Regions from separate parts of the Mus musculus genome. Here region 2 is linked to region 1. Evidence: chromatin loops called from intact Hi-C (ENCODE). Cell type or tissue: left cerebral cortex. All regions are shown on one strand.

Region 1 (8,000 bases):
GTCACCTATGTGGGCTGCCATGTGGGTGTTGGGAATCAAACCCAGGTCCTCTGAAACAGCAACTGGGGCTTTTAGCTACAGAGCCATCCCTCCAACCCCAAGAAAATGCTCTTTAAACGACATAAAAAAAAACACCATTAATATTCCCAACAACCCACACCTTTATCTATCCCTTCCCTGCCTCTCCCCCCACTACCCTACTTCATACTCCTTCACTCACTACCCCTGCCCCAAGGCTTCCCTCCAACCTACGCTCACCTCCCAGCCTTTCTCCTCCTTCCGGGTTCCCTGCACCAACACTGAGTACATAGCTGAAACAGCTCAGGTCTTGGGTCCTCTAAACTCCTTCAACTCGGTCTCTCATGACTTCCTACCTGCCCCAAGCTCCTGAAAGACCCGGGTCTTATGTGTTTAGCCTGGAATATGTGTGAAAAATTAGGGAACTAGTAAAGAACTGGTGGGAGTACGTTCAGGGAGTAGGGATAGTAGACTACAGGATAGTAGACTACAGGTGAGGTTGCAGGAAGAGGGGGAGAATGTTGGAGACAGGAAGGCTCAAGCAGGTAGTGGTGTGATGGGGATCCAGGAACAGGGGGGTAGGGAAGGCTTAGCCAAATGAAGGGTTCATGAAGAAGCTACCTGGAAATCTGTCATTATTAAGTCAAGTTAGAAACGTAATAAAAGGCGATAGTGGATCACATGATATGAAAGACTAGGGGTGCAGAATACGGGGAGCTAGCCAGGCAGTGGTGGCACACGCCTTTAATCCCAGCACTTGGGAGGCAGAGGCAGGCGAATTTCTGAGTTCGAGGCCAGCCTGGTCTACAAAGTGAGTTCTAGGACAGCCAGGGCTATATGGAGAAACCCTGTCTCAAAAGTACCAAAAAAAAAAAAAAAAAAAAAAAAAACACCAAAAAACCAACCAAACAAACAAACAAAAAAACCCACCACCACCACCACCACCACCAAAAAAACAAAACCAAAACCAAAACCAAAACAAAAAACAACCAACCAACCAACCAAACCAAACCAAACCAAACCAAAACAGAAAAAGAAAAAAAAAAAAAAAGATGGCAGACAAGTGTAGGGAGTGGACGTGAGGGACGTGGTGATCTGGATTCCGTCTCATCAGGTGACCTCCTACTACTGTTAGCAGCTTCATAGGTGGTCACAGTATCACAGGTTCACTGTCTTTTATACCCTGTTCTCTTGCAGAGTCTCGAGCCTGTCTGAAGTCTGTAAGCAGTGTTTCTGGGACCCCTGGGGGAACATTTTTCATGCTGTGTGTCAGAATGCACAGCTCTTGGGCACCAGTGCTGTGTCACTCTATGGGTGTGTGGAGCCTCTGGCTCACTGAGGTTACAGTCTGCGAATGGAGTTCCCGGGAAGAGGTATGCCTGTCCTGGAAGGCCAGACAAGCTGAGGCTTCCATTCTGCCATGGGCTCTGCATGCAGTCAACTTGTATTTCTGTTTAAAGAGCTCTGGCAGAACATTCCCTGACTCCCCTAGCAAAGACACAGAGCGTATCACCAACATGCCATACCTGGAATTCCTGCATGGTATTCGGCCTCAATTTAAGCACAGATTCCTGTTTCATCTGAAGCCTGGCTGGCCCTCCTGGGAAAAGAGCTAGCCTATCTCTGGCCCTTGTCTATCTTACCTGCCTTTTGCCTCACTGCCAAGGCCTGTCCTTGCCAACCTGTAGTGCTAATTACTCTCTTATCAGATGGCTAAGAAGAGCCGTTTCTAGTTTCCTCCTTTTAGGAGCTATGCTTTTCAAGCTACACCGAAGACAAACACCATGTCTTGAAGTTCCAAGGCTAATAAGGGAAAAGCAACCCCATCTTCTTAGGCCATGGACCCTGCCCCAGATGCGCCAGCTCCCATTCCCAGAGAGCAGCTTATCTGCCCAGAATCCTCAGGTGTTTCTAGTTTGATTTCTATTGCTGTGACAAATACTATGGCCAAAAATAATAGGGAAGAAAGAATCTATTTGGCTTACACTTCCAGTTTATAGTTGGTCATTGAGGAAAGTTGGGGGAACCTGATAGAAGGCTCATTCACAGGCTGTGTTTCTGTTTCTTTAAAGAAAGATTAATTTGTTTGCATTGAGTGCATGTGTGTGTATGTGTGTTTATGTGTGTTTATATGTGTGTCTGTGTGTATATGTGTATATGTGTGTTTATATGTGTGTGTATGTGTGTTTATGTGTATGTGTGTTTGTATGTGTGTATATGTGTGTGTATGTGTGTATATGTGTGTTTATATGTGTGTGTATTTGTGTTTATATGTGTGTGTGTGTGACCACATAAGTGCCTGGTGACTGTAGAGGCCAGAAAAAGTCATCAGATCCCCTGAAGCTGGAGCTAAGGGCAGTTGTGAGATGTCCAGTAAGGGTCCTGGACACTAAACTCAGTCCTCTGTAAGAGTAGCAAGTAGCCTTAACCTCTGAGCCATGTCTTCAGTTCCTTAGTTAGCTGTCTTGTCACTCCCAGGGCCATCTGCCTAGGGGTGTAACTGTTTATAGTGGGCTGGGAATCCTGTATAAATTTGTAATTATGACAACCCCAGTCCCCAGATGTGCTCACAGGCCATTCTGATCTATGGAATTCCTCTATGGAGCCTTTCTTCTCAGATGAATTTAGCTTATGTCAAGCTGACAATCAAAGTGAATGAGGGCACCAGGAGTCAACCCCCTCTAGACTGGTGTGTTGAATAAAGATGCAGTATCGATACACCCAGAGAAACAGAAGCAGTAAAGCATCTATATGTACATGTTCAGTTGCCCCTTTGCTTCTGTGGCTCTGGAGTCAACAGACCATGGACCCGAAGTATTTGAAATAAATCATATTTGTATTGAACATGCACAGCCTGCTCTCCTTGCCGTTATCCTCTAAACGATTCAGTGTAAAAACTACTTAATAGCATTTACACTGTATTAGGTGTTGTATTACAGTACAAGACTATCTGATAGCATTCGCATTGCATTAGATAATTCAGAGATGAAGTTCATGGGAAGCAGGCACAGACCGCATGCAACCAACAGAAGGGACCTGAGCGTCTCTGGATTTGGGTAACCATATTGGTAGAGGGTCCTGGGACTAATTTCTCCTTCATATTGATGGATGGCTCTGTGTGGTTTGAGTGTGTGTGTGTGTCAAAATATTTTGAGAACTTGGCTTCCAAATTTGTCGGGGTGAGAGTCAGGGTGGACTCTAGGGAGGGCTGATCTTGCAGATGGAGTCTGGAGGCTACCCGGGAGGAGAATACTCTGCCTTGAGGCAGGACCTGCAGCTGTTCTTGCAGAAGACCAGGGTTCAGTTCCGCTCCCACATGGTAGCTCACAGCCATCCTTAACACCAGTCTCAGTACCGGTATCACACACCCTCCTCTGGCCTCTGCAGGCACCAGCCACACATACAGTGCCCATCCATACATGCAGCTAAGACGAGTCTCATGCACAGAAACCAAGAATAATTAACATATTATTATTATTATTATTATTATTATTATTAGATTGCAGAAGGTTCTGTAATGGCCTGTAGTCCTCACTAAGGGAAGGGTAACCATCCATAGCTTGTGCAGCAACTATATGACAGAAGTTTGTTTCAAGGCCTTGTGCCCAAGGGGCAGATCATCTTTTGGAGGAGGGTCGGACTCAATCATTCTACAGAGAGGAAAGGATACTTTTCAAAAAAAATACTTTACAGAGTTCTTGTTTTTCATTTGACAAACCCATGTCAGAAATAGTTCACAGCTTCAACAACACCCACTCCCCATTTCTGGGTGAATTTTTTGTTGTTGTAATTTAAAGCCTATTTATTATACCAACTTACTTTATAATATTTGATTTTATCTTATGTGTATTATTTTATTTAAGCTTTGGTTCAGTACTGTAAGTAAACACAAAACCTTCTTTACAGATAAAAAAAAAATCCCCAAAGTTTTGCCGTATTAACTTTCCTAAGCTCAAAAAGTTACGACCAGATTTCAGTCGTTTAACTTGAGAATCCACGTTTTGTTCGTGGCTACGCGAGGTTCGACGTTTATACCTCAGTATGAGACGGAACACACATTATTAAAGAGTTGCGTTTTATTTTCACCCTTGTTTTGTTTCACAGGTACTTAATGAAAGGGAGCAAATTGAATTTCGTTGGCAAGGCTGCAATATGTTATGAACTGTAGATGGTGCTGTTTACACACTTTTGTAATGGGAAACACCTCCTATGACCACCAGGGGGTGCTTGTTGCGCCGGAATAATTAGTTGCTACATCTTGAAGGACCAGGAAATGAAAGCCAGCATATTCCTTCCTCTGTACAGGCGCACACAGCTTCATCTCCCGGGACTCCAAACAGCTAGGTTCCTAAGCGCGTAGGTTTAGTCCACGAGGCACTTCTTACAGCCTGTGCTTGGCTCTCCTGCAGCAGCCAGTGGGAAGCGCAAGAGAGCCTTCATCCCTTCATTCCCTGGTCCTCTGAGGTATGTCTTTGATCCCACACACCCCAGTTCAAGATCATTTCACAATGGTATCATATCCTAGCTTCTTAGTCTTTTTCCATTCTCAGAGGTGAGAGAGGGTGCCAGACCTTGGAAAAGCAGGCATGAAGGGCGTTCCGAAGAAGCTAAGCACAATGAACAACGGGGGCGTCTCCACTCCACCCTGGGATTTGTCTGTCAGTGCAAGACTGCAGCTGAGATGCAGAGATGTAGCCTCTGAACACGCCATCCAGGGCTAGCATGAATTGCTCGCATTGTTTAGATAAACGTGGGATACAGTATGCTAAGCGAAGTAAATTAGCAACAGAAAGTCATAGCTTGCTTGAATCCACTTACCTCAGTGAGGTGTAGGCTGCACTGGCCTCAGTGGACGCTGGAAGCCTATGAAACGAAACGTAAAATTCAGGACATTTTCCCTAAAGCTGTCTTCCATCTGGGTCTGGGTGGAGATAGGCTGAGAGCATCCTCCTTTTTCAAGCCACTCTAGCTAGGAGCCAGGGAGTATGCAGGAGGCCCTCTATTTACCTCCATAGGTATGTGACCAGGAAGCTAATTTCCCAAGGGCAAGAGAAAAGAAGTGGGGGAAATTCTTCAAACAGGAATAGATGTGAACTGGGTCAGAGTAAGTCTGTTTGAATGCTAGAGAAGGATTGCTGAATGGAGAAGAGTCTACACAAGCGCTACCTTTTAAATAGGCTTATTGCAGTGTAACTGATATAAAAACTTGCACATAGTTCTGTGAGCTTGGACATTTGTTACATATGAACCATCTCTGCAGTCAAGGTAAATGCCACGTCCACCATCTCCCCAAGTTCCCTTATGCTTGTCATTTTTGTGTGTGTGATAAAAACACTAAGATGAGATCCACTCTTTTAACATGTTTTTGAGTGCACAGGACCATATCTTAAAACCTTAGGCATTACAGGTGGACAGATATCCAGCCCTTACCCATCTTCTGTAACTGTATACAACCTTACACTTGTTGGTAAGTCCCCACTTCCGTTTTCCAAAGGCTCCAGTGGCCACGATTTTATTTTCTGCTTTCACATGATGGACAGCCAGAGACACCTTCCATAAACCGAGTCCCATAGCCACTGTCCTCCATGGCTAAATCACATCGTATAGCAGACGTGTCACGCGTGATAGGATTTCTTTCCAGAATATACCTGTCCAGGTCTCTGCCCCTTTTGTAGAGAGATTGAAGAAGGGCAGGAAGGAGGAAAACGCAATAGTCACAGACTCGCTCTCTGACACCTTTTGAAGCATGTGTGGACCCTGACAACATCCTGGGCTATAGAGCCAGAAGAACAGAGTACTGGCAGGTAGCTTCAGTGCTCACTGGGGCTGCTTCTCAGTCATGGAGTGTGGGCAGGAAAGCCAACCCTGTAAGTTTGTTGAGAATACCTTACTGTACTGTACTATACTATACTATTCTGCTACAGAGTGGATATGGATATATACCTTCACTTCAAAGTCACATCTGTCCCATGCATCTGAAACTTATACTGTATGCACTTATTCTTCTGTCATCTGGCTAGATCTGCCTACAAATTCTCTTTTCCCCAAGGCTCGCTCACCTTAACATTTGTCTTTAGTACACAACTGAAGAGCAAAACCTAGCCCACAGCAGACACACCTCACTCCACGGGTATTTGCTGAGTGGGGTGGAGGGAGGATAAAAACGCACATCATTTCATATTTTTGAGCTGTATTGACATCTTATTAGAATAAAGCAATTGGTTTGACTCCTTTCTGTTTTACACACACACACACACACACACACACACACACACACACATGCACACACACGGTTGCTATTTAATAAAACCATCCCTCCTTTCCCTACCAGAAGTTCTACTGGCGTTGTGTGTTTCAAACACTCTTCGTCCCATCCTTCTTTTTCCCTCTTACTATTTTTGTCTGCCTTCTTCGTCTGGAGGCAGGGTTTAGTCATATGGTCCAGGCTTGTCTTGAACTCATGACCCCCCTGCATTACCTTCCCCAGTGCTGGGGTTATAGACACATCCCACCACACCTACCAACAGGTTGATTCTTGCAGAGTGGTGGATTCGGGTGACTTCGGTTGCATTTGTAGGTCTGAGATTCTGGTACCTCAAATATCTTCTTTTAAGTTAGCGCTGCAAAAAATGTCAAAACAAGCTTTCAGTGAGAAGGGACACAGACAGCGGGATACTTAACGTGGGGTGCTTAGCTTGCCTAGGTCACAGAGAGTTCTCTTGTCAAGTGGGTTCACAGCTTGCCTGGAGGTCCACCCCAACAAGCAATTCGAAAGCTCAGGCTTTCTGGTCTGGGGATATACTCCATGGGCACATGCACACTTCCTATCTGTCTCACACCTTTTTCCAATTCATGCAGTGGCAGAGGAAAACTTGTACTAACTTGTCAGTAACGGGGGTGGGTGGGGTGGGGGACACAGAGCTGAGCTCAGTGGCAGGCAGACTGTCCTCATGGTGGCTGGGCCATGAGAACAGACTTGGGTAGAGTGTCTTTCTTTTTGAAAGTAAGTGTCCGTGTTCTTCCCCTGAGATTTTTTGTCCCCATTACTTTTTACTCACAAGGGACAGCTTTCCCTCTGCAGCAGTCGGACACATGGCAGAGCATGGGCTGGAAGTTTACTGGGTTCAAATCCTGGCCTTGACTTTTGGCTGAGGCATGACATTAAGAAGTTCACTTTATGCCCGCAGTTAAATCACCTCTTTTGTAACACAGGTCACCTCAAGAGATGGTTGTGAAATGAGATAAGTGGCTCGGGTGCTTCCAACAGCACTTGGCAGTTTTAGGCAAGAGCTCAGCCATCAGGGAGTTGCTGGTCACCTCTGCTTCTCCTCTCCCAGCCTTTGATACAGTTTCTATTTATCTTAAGAGCATGGAGATCTACTGCTGTCACAGTGATACCCAGGGAGATACTGACCAAGATGAGGTATGGTCTCTGTTCTCAAGGATTTGTGATAAGATGTGGAGCCAGAGGCCAAATGCTTAAGCTAAAGAAGAAGGTAGACTGGGGCAGCATGGGATGCTACGTCAGCACCTTAGAGCATGGCGGGCAGCGGCCAGCTAGAGAAGGAAGGTACCGAGAAAAAGTCAGAACTTGATGTGCCACCAAAAGGAGGCGGGATGTGGAGGACAGATTTACGACTTTTCCACCCTGGCCCGCTTTTACTTCTGTGTCAATATGGCAAGCACAGCTTCTACCACTGAGCTCCAGGGTGTGTCTCATAGGTAGATCCTGTGTGAGCTTAGGCCATCACTACCCTTTTAACTGCAAGCAAAGAGGCCAAGGGTCAGGGGCTGTCTCATTCTACTGAGTAACTCTTGCCAGAGCAAATGTAGGATGGCTTCCCCTTCCCCAAGTCTGCAATGCCTCTTCTGTCCCATAGCTGCAGAGGACTTGAGTGAGGTTAAACTCCATTCCCCGGAGCTGGTCTTGCCTCTCCTCAGAAGTCTATGAAGTACAAGGCACTATACATATGCCAGCCTGA
Region 2 (8,000 bases), 350 kb after region 1:
AGAGAATTGTAAAACTTAAGAGGTGGTAAGTCACCAGCTCCTCTCGGGATACACTCTGACTCTGAGCAAGTTCCTTGAGGAGCTAGGTGTCCCTCAGTGTGTTCACCCTTCGAATGGGAGCAGGAGAGAGCCGTGGAAGTAACCGCTAAGAAAAGCCTGCTTGCCTCTGGCAGCGTTGATAATGACCACCATTTTCCCAGACCCTGATTTATGGTTCTCCATTAACATTCCAGGGCCCGATTCTCAAGTTCCCAATATGCTACAGGATTTGGTCTCCAAATAAAAGAGCTGAGATTTGGGGGAATCGGTACAGCCAGCTTCACGAAGCACTTGCGATCTACAACACATGTCTGGGCCTCCTTTAGCTTTTCACTGCTATGCCATCCAGTCTTTTTGATAAATGTGCCCAAGGACACCACCCCAAAGAACTCGTTTCTCGTGGACCCACCAGAGGATAAAATGTTCTCAATGCCACCTCCTAAGATAATCGTCCTGTCCAAAATGCCCCCTTTTAATTGGTTGACTGTCCCCTGGGTGTGACTGCACCCAGGGAGTTTATCCAGGGTGTGTAACCAAGATACAACAGTTTCCCTGATTTCTGAGAATCCTGACAAGAACAGTGATATAAAAAGTAAATTGAACTCTGTCAAAACATTAATGTGGCGCTGTGACTTTGCAATAGATAGATAGATAGATAGATAGATAGATAGATAGATAGATAGATCTTCCACTTGGGAAGATTGGAAGATTAACCTCCCGGCCCCTGCCAGCTCCAACACCGTGGGCAGACCTAAAGGACTGACACTAAAAAAAATCACAGATAGATTCAGTAGAACCATTCTGCCCAAGAGGGAAAAAGGAGCCAGACTATACAGATTCTACTGGAATAATGAAAAGTTGCATGTTATAAAAGTGTCCAAATATCTGTATTCTCTCCCCACAGACAAGCATGAGGAACTGTAAGATCACTCTAAGAACAAAAATTAATTATAATACTGTAGGTTTGTTTATCAATAATCTCACAGGAAAACCCTTAGGGTAAACTGTTGCATGCTTGTGTTTGTGAAACAAGTTACCGGCTTCCTCTGAACACTCCTCGAATGTAGAAACTCTGACTACTTCTAAAAGATCTAAACATAAGTCAAAGCTTCCAAAAATTAAAGTGCCCATGGCTTTGCAATCTAGCCCAGTGGGAGGAGCCAGTTTTATTCAATGACTTTGGAGTTACTGATGACCCAAAACAGACAACATCAGCATACCCCAAAAAGCTGTGCTGTATTTATAAAATAATAACGTGTACATCGTTTGGGTAAACTTTGAGTCACTGACACCATTCTACTATTCAAGACACGATTTCTGACTTCCAACTGGCAATCTGTTTTCATTCTGTATGAGGATTACTGTTATCAGATTTAAAGATAAGACGTACGAGTCACATACTCATTTAAGTTAAAAAAAAAATTATACCTCACTGAGGACGTGAGTGGTAAACTTTGTTTAAATGGAGGCTTACTTTAGTTTGTTGGGTATGTTTTTTTTTTAATTTAATGATGAAACTTTCCTTTAGTTTGACTTAAAAAGGATTCTCTTTCTCAGTATCAATTCTCTTTCTTGGATTTAGGAGAAACTACTGGGGGAGAAAAAAAAAACATTTAGAAGTCACTCTGTAAGAGTAAAACTGCTGTGTTTTCAATAAAGACCTGTTAAAATGAACAATACTTTTCTAATGATGAGTGTTCCACCAAGGGAGAATGTTTAGTAATGAATGACTGCCAGGTGATTATCTGACTAATGAAAAAGGTTTCCATTCCTCTGTTTACTTAAATACACACTCTACTGCCTGCGGAGATTTGATATCATGCATTGCCACTTGGATTACTAAATCTAGCAACACGGACTGCTTAATTAGGTGGAAGTCTTCTAAATGTGGCTTTTGTTCCGCCCTTATCCTTCATGCTTATTGAACACGCTGGTCAACAGTGGAGCAGATTGTGGAGAGATTTTTAGTCTTCATTTTCAACATTCTGCCTGACCGAGTTCACTTCTGTCACAGTTACTTAAGCTTGGTGGAGGTGTGCAAACTTTAAAAATGAGAAAATTGGTCACTTTAATTCCAGTGTAAGTTTCCACTTGTTTTGAATTTCTCCGACAGTGTTTCGGCCACCTAGGCTGCACATCTGTCTCTATCCAGAAAAATGCATTACTGTTTCGCTGTAGATACCAGCAACTCCAGTTTTATTATTTTTAATTAATTTTTAAAAGATTGTAGCTATCCTAGCTAAGGGTTTTTTGTTTTTTGTTTTGTTTTGTTTTGTTTTTTGACCCTGATTTGGACAGTTAAAAAGTACAAGACAGCTTTGAAAGCATAAAACCCCAGAGAAGTCTCTAATGGGCTTCCTATGATCTCATACACGCAAGGCTTTCTCTGTAACCGTAAACCCACTGTAGGCTTACGATCTGGAAGTATCAACTATTGTAGCCAGTTTTTATGAGTTTAATTCCACTAGCAAATCCTACTTTCTATATTTTAAGTCTCAACTACAGCAAATCAAGCACATTTTGAAAGAAACGATCCAGGGGGAAGAATGGAAAAAGAAGGCAAGAAAACCACCGCAAATAACCTCTCCTGCAGCAAACCAAGAACTTCTAGGAACACAGGACAAGCCTGCGACCATGTCAACTCACCTTTATTGCTCACAAAACTGCCTTTGAATCATTGCAGTGTGCCTGTTTTATTTCCCACCCAAGGTTCCATAAATCATGGAACTAGCCTGGACTGACTACGTGAAAACTTTCTGGGCCTTTTTCTCCCTCTCTTTTTCCAGCATGTTTTCTTGCATGACCCAACTCTGTGACTCCCACAAGCCATGGAAAGTGGCCTTAGAATTACATCAAAGCCCCTGAAAGGCAGCAGGTACTAAACAGGGCCCTGGGTCCCTCAGGAACTGAACCTATCTTCTGGGTAGCGAGACTCAACGGGGTACAATGAGAATTGTCACGGGGGGGGGTCCTCATTGGGATTTTATTGTTGTGGCAAATAAATGTTCTCAAAGAGAAGATTTAGCCTACTTCTCCAGCCCCAAACATTCACAGATGACTCATTGGAGACTCTACATATATAGCAGACAAAATGCCAGCAGGGTGGGCCTCTATCTTGTTTCTCAAATCTATTTAATGTATACCTTGATTATTTTCTTGTTTATAAAATTCAGTATTACAAGGCTTGTTGTGGGATATCAAGTCTAAAACTACCTTGCTGAAAGAAGTGAAATATTCATTTTATGGCCAAATGTAGGAGTAACTTGATTTGGGAAAAACCTCTCCCCATATTTATTATTTAGACTTAGTGACTAGCATGGCTGGACCGTGGGAGAGATGGAATTCCAAGTATTACATTTAGCAGCTTTTTATCCCCGAAGTTCAGAAAAGAAGTCTGGGAACCACTGCAGTGGGCACACACTTCCATTTTTCCAATTATAATTTCGTGAGTTTGTTTCATGGCAGTCATACAGCAAGCACAGAACCAAAGGCCCAAAGCACTTGTTTGCTCTCAGTGGAAAGCACAGTCAAGAACTTCCTTGAAAATATTTTCAACTGTTTTAGCTCCACCTAACTTTTTTGTAGCCTGATCCCCATCTGCCAGGGAACTTTGAAACCCAGAGCTTCTCTAAATGTACACCCTGTTTTAAATGTCTTTGGATTGATTTCCTACAGATCTACTTTTTCAATGTAATTACTAAATTCTCTGTTTCCTTCCTATTGGTCTAGTTTTTGTGGACAGAGGAAACCAGGTTTGAGGGTTTTTTTTTTTTTAAAAAAACTGTTACTAGTGTTGGTTTTAGTCACTTAAAACAAACAAGGGGTTTATCCTTTCTGCTTGTGTCAAAACTCAGCACAGCCCAAAACTACTTTCCTGAGGGCAATCATTTTAAGTAAAGTTTGATGTAGTCACAAGTTTATTTTGAAGCCCATGAAACCGATTTACCTGTAAAATTACAAAAGAGGCTGGGCAATCTAACTCTAGGTGAAAGATGAGACCACCAAATTAAAGTTGAAACTGACAAGCTCACTGCGTGAAACCGCCTAGGCACTGAATCTGTTCAAGTGTTTGAAGTTTCTCACTAAAACCCCCGGTAGTGCCAGGGAGAAGGACGCTTTCTCCAAGAAGCCAGGACAGTTATGCTACATTGGCGTCTCACTCCAAGGACCACTTGGTCTTAACTCATCTCCCATCCAGGGAGCAGTACCTGCCCAGGCCCGGTTGCAAACGCTTTTGAATGCCCACCACTGGCGGGCGAGTCTGTTCTTGCAAGGACGCAGGAAAAGAATCCTTTGGTCCCTCTGGCTCTCAGGTTGGAAAGCAGAGGCGACCGCACACGGGCAAAAGTACAGCAGCCCACTATATCGCCCAGCGGTTGTCTTACCGGTACAAGAGTGCAGGGGCTTGGGTCGCACCACCAGCGACGGGCACACAGAGTAGAGGGAAAGTTTCTCAAAGTAGTCGCAGGTCTCCTTGGAGAGGATCTCATCGATCATGAAAGTCTTGTAGCGCCGCCTGGCTGCTTTGAGCTGGCCGGGTGAGCTCAGCCTCAGTTCCGCGTGGCAGTGCATGGTGAGCCGGGACCAGAGCCTGGCGACCTGAGCGCGGCGAGCGCCTGGCCGTCCGGGACCGCAGGAGGTGGCTCGCTGGCTGGGGCCTGAGCCCCGCTCCTCGGCAGCCAGAGGGGCGGCGGGGCCCGGGGAGGCGCGCAAAGCAGAGAGGGCACGGGCGCGCCTGCTGCGTCTACACCCACCCGCCGAGCAGCATCTTTGACTACAGCCTTTTTGGGACACCGCAGCTGTCAATCAGCGCGCACTTCCTGCAGGGCCAGGTGCGGAGCGCGAGCCGAGGGGCGTCGGCCGCTACCCCGCCCCTGCGCGCCCGTGCGGCTGGGGTGCTGACCTGCGCACCCCGGGTCCGACCGCTCTTGCCCGCTGCCTCCCGCCGATCCGAGAGTCGAGCGCTCCCCAGGCGGCTCTATTTTAAGACACTCGCTCCGGTTCTCCTTTCCCCCTCCCCCAGCTCCAGGTGTGTGTACGGGTGTGTGCGCGCGCTCGTGTGTGTGTGTGCACGCGCAGGACTGCGGGCGCGCGCCTCCTTCTCCAGGGACTCAGGAGTCTAGCCGCCACTTTTCCGAGTCGCATCGCCCCTCTGTCCTCCCTTAGCGCCAGTCCTGCTAAAGGGGGCACCGCTCCCGCCCCTCCGCCCCCGCAACCCTATAGGCAGCTATGTCCACACCTCTTGCCATAAAGCAGTGGCATCTTCATCCAGAATCGCGAAGCTCCGGGCTCCAGAGCGCGCGCTTTCCGACGACCACCGAGCCTCACTTGTCCCCGCTGGGCCATTTCCCTAAACCACAGTGTCCTCTCTCAACCCAGCCCACAGCTCCGAAGCCCGCGCTGCAGCCGTGCGCTCCCGAGGTGGGGCATTTGCTCCAAGGTTGCAAACTTGATTGCCTCACTACGACCCCAAACTACAAATGAATTTAGCACACTCCGTTATCCCAATTATAAACTAGGGTAGTAATGTGGTGTGTGTGAGTGTGTGTTTAAATTCTGTTCATACAACGGTTTTCTTTTGCCAGAAAGGGCCAAAACAGCGGGATCGCGACGTGCCCGCGGCCCTTCCAAAGTTAGCCCAAATTCTGGCTTTTCCTAGTGCCCAATCCCGCTTTCCATTCCGGGGTATAACACACTTCTGGTATTGGGGGATGGTTTGCCTCTTTCTTCCTAGCGTCCTAATCTCAGAATCTGTTCCTACCAATGTCTGTACGAACTTTGTTCCTAACCACAATCCTTGCGTTAGAGCGTCCGGCCCGCACCTAAGCGCCTAGGACAGCTCCTGCTGTCAGTGACTCTTCCAGCCGGCCGGCCGGCCGTGGGAAACGACCTCCGGGTGCACTCCCAGCCCCCAAGACTGTGCCCCTGAAGTGGTGTGCGCAAGCTGGAAAAGAAACGGACAGCGGGGACACAGAATTTGGGACAAAACAGCCGATGGTGTTTGCCTGACGCTCGCACGGTGCGACTGATCCCGTGGCTACGCGCTCCGAGCATGGTTAGCCGCGGAAGCAAGTCGGGACGCGCACCTGGGCCGGTGGTTAAACTCGCTAAGGAACAAACTTGCTGAACTAATGATTAAACACTTAAAGAAAATAGGCATTAATAGACTGAATCATAGTCGAGCGTTTGCTGTGGGCATCAGCTCGTATTAATGATTTTTATTTCTCGTGTGTCTGCCTCTGCCTGATTTCTCTTTCCTTCTTAACTCTTGAGATTGCTTTTATTTCTGCTGTACCAGACATAGGTAGCCAGCACTGCAGCTAGGTACCCCAGAGGCTGAGGTCCTTGCCTTTATCCCTGGACTCTGTGGACTATCTGCTGTGGAGGACGGAGGGCCTAGGACCTGTCGGGGTGCGCCACCGGTCGCCTCGACCCGCTACGCGAGGAGCCAGGGGCCAGGGACCCAGCGCAACACTCGCTGCCGTGCTAATCCTGAGGCGCTGCTCTCTTGAGTCACCCGTACAGTGCCATGCCGCACCATAGGCAGCCACGAAGAAACTAAGTGCTTGGCGGGAATTGAGTCTGACGGAGGCGACAGGGAGACCGGCTTGCAGCGCTCGGAGCCCGGCATCCGAATGGCCTCAGGGCCGGAGCTTGAGCGTGCCGCTGCGCTTAGGCTAGCAGGTTCCGGAGTGGTCTCGCGAAGGCGTGCGCTCTGGGTCTCACTATCGGTAACCCTGTCTCTGTCCTGCACTCCTGTCCTTCAACCTTTTTTCTTTCTTTCTCTTGGCTCTTCCCTCTTTTTACCCCTCTCATTTCTCCCTTTCCCTCGTTGGTACTCGCCTTTGGGGCTTCTAAGTTTGGGCTCCTTTTTCTCTTTCCTTACTTCTGCCCTTCGTTCCGTTCTTCCCCCCATAATGCATGCTTGTTTCTTTTTCTTCTTCCCTTTCTTTCTCCCTCTCCACCTTTTCTCTCTCCAAACTCGAGTCAGGAGTGGCATTTGTGAACCCGTACCCAGGGAAGCTCTTAGACAGACCAAGTGCTTGAACTCCTAGCCCAGTCTGCAGGAATGGACTGGCCCCATGACAAGTCTTTCCAAGTGGGGCCTCATTCTGTCGTCTTACTGCTCCCTTCTTCCCATAGAGCCTCAGGCACAAAATTCACTTAAACCCTCCTGTCAATTTGGCTTGAAAGCTAGTGAATTTTGATAGCCAAAGAAGTAGAGAGCATCCCCCATCGGTGCCTTACAAACTTTCTCTCTCTTTTTTACCCCCCCCTACAAGGAAGGAAGGGGACTGGAAGAACAAATTCCCGCTGAAGGAAGGAATAAGCAGCCCTGAATCTTGGAGCCTAGAGTCTTTGGCTGTCTGGTATTCGTTCCCTAAACTGACCTTGGCTTTTCATTTCCAAACGGTAATCCTAATTTCTACTTCACAGGGTTGGCCTTTTACAAGCCTTGCCTTTAATTGGAATGCTCTGCCACCCCTCCCCTCTCTTCTTTGCCCAGAAAAACCAGAGACACATCCAAATACAACCTCCTCTCGAGCAGCCTCGTCTCATCCCTAAGCTTGTCCTTTACTGTTCCTGCCCCTATCCCAGCAGTTCTGTCAGTGTGCTCTTTGTTTATTTCACCCGATGGATAGTGAATTCCTGATGGCCGATGCCTTATTGAACATTATTCACCCCCTACCATCATATAGTGCCTGACACATGGTCGCTTCTCAGTGAATGTGCCATGAACACATGATTGTATGGAAGCTCTGGAAATAAAATTAAATAATGTGTTTGATGGGACATCAACTCTTAATTAGTTGTACTAAATTTGTCTTTCTCTTTAAATGAGTCTCTCCCCTTTCCTTGTTAATTTTGAGCTTTGAACAATGGCATGTAGCCCAATTTCTTTTATTTTCTTTTTTCCCCCCTTCAAGCTCCCCTTTTTTCACCCTCTCTGCGCCACACTT

Evidence for each region. Hi-C counts contacts between places; a loop is a spot of excess contacts. Peaks named below come from ENCODE experiments on the same cell type or tissue, not always from the same donor. Only the 100,000 strongest peaks of a DNase experiment are listed, where the experiment ranks them.
Region 2: it touches region 1 in a loop (5-fold over the local background); 37 of 42 quality-filtered maps call a loop at or near these places.

What each region holds. Positions count from the first base shown.
Region 1 is chr9:31,555,428-31,563,427 of GRCm38, forward strand. It overlaps Gm31408 (a long non-coding RNA gene), which reads left to right and starts at 4,271. Exons shown (of 4, transcript XR_379214.3): 1 at 4,271-4,482. In left cerebral cortex, a CTCF peak has its summit at 4,218 (motif pointing right); DNase peaks (open chromatin) are centred at 4,272 and 4,649; H3K4me3 peaks cover 529 bases; H3K27ac peaks cover 746 bases.
Region 2 is chr9:31,908,481-31,916,480 of GRCm38, forward strand. Barx2 (BarH-like homeobox 2) reads right to left here and starts at 4,805. Exons shown (of 4, transcript NM_013800.2): 1 at 4,425-4,805. The coding sequence starts at 4,611. It overlaps Gm31497 (a long non-coding RNA gene), which reads left to right. Exons shown (of 3, transcript XR_379218.3): 3 at 2,533-2,718. In left cerebral cortex, a CTCF peak has its summit at 4,553; DNase peaks (open chromatin) are centred at 199, 4,567, 5,095, 5,349 and 2 more places; H3K4me3 peaks cover 2,822 bases.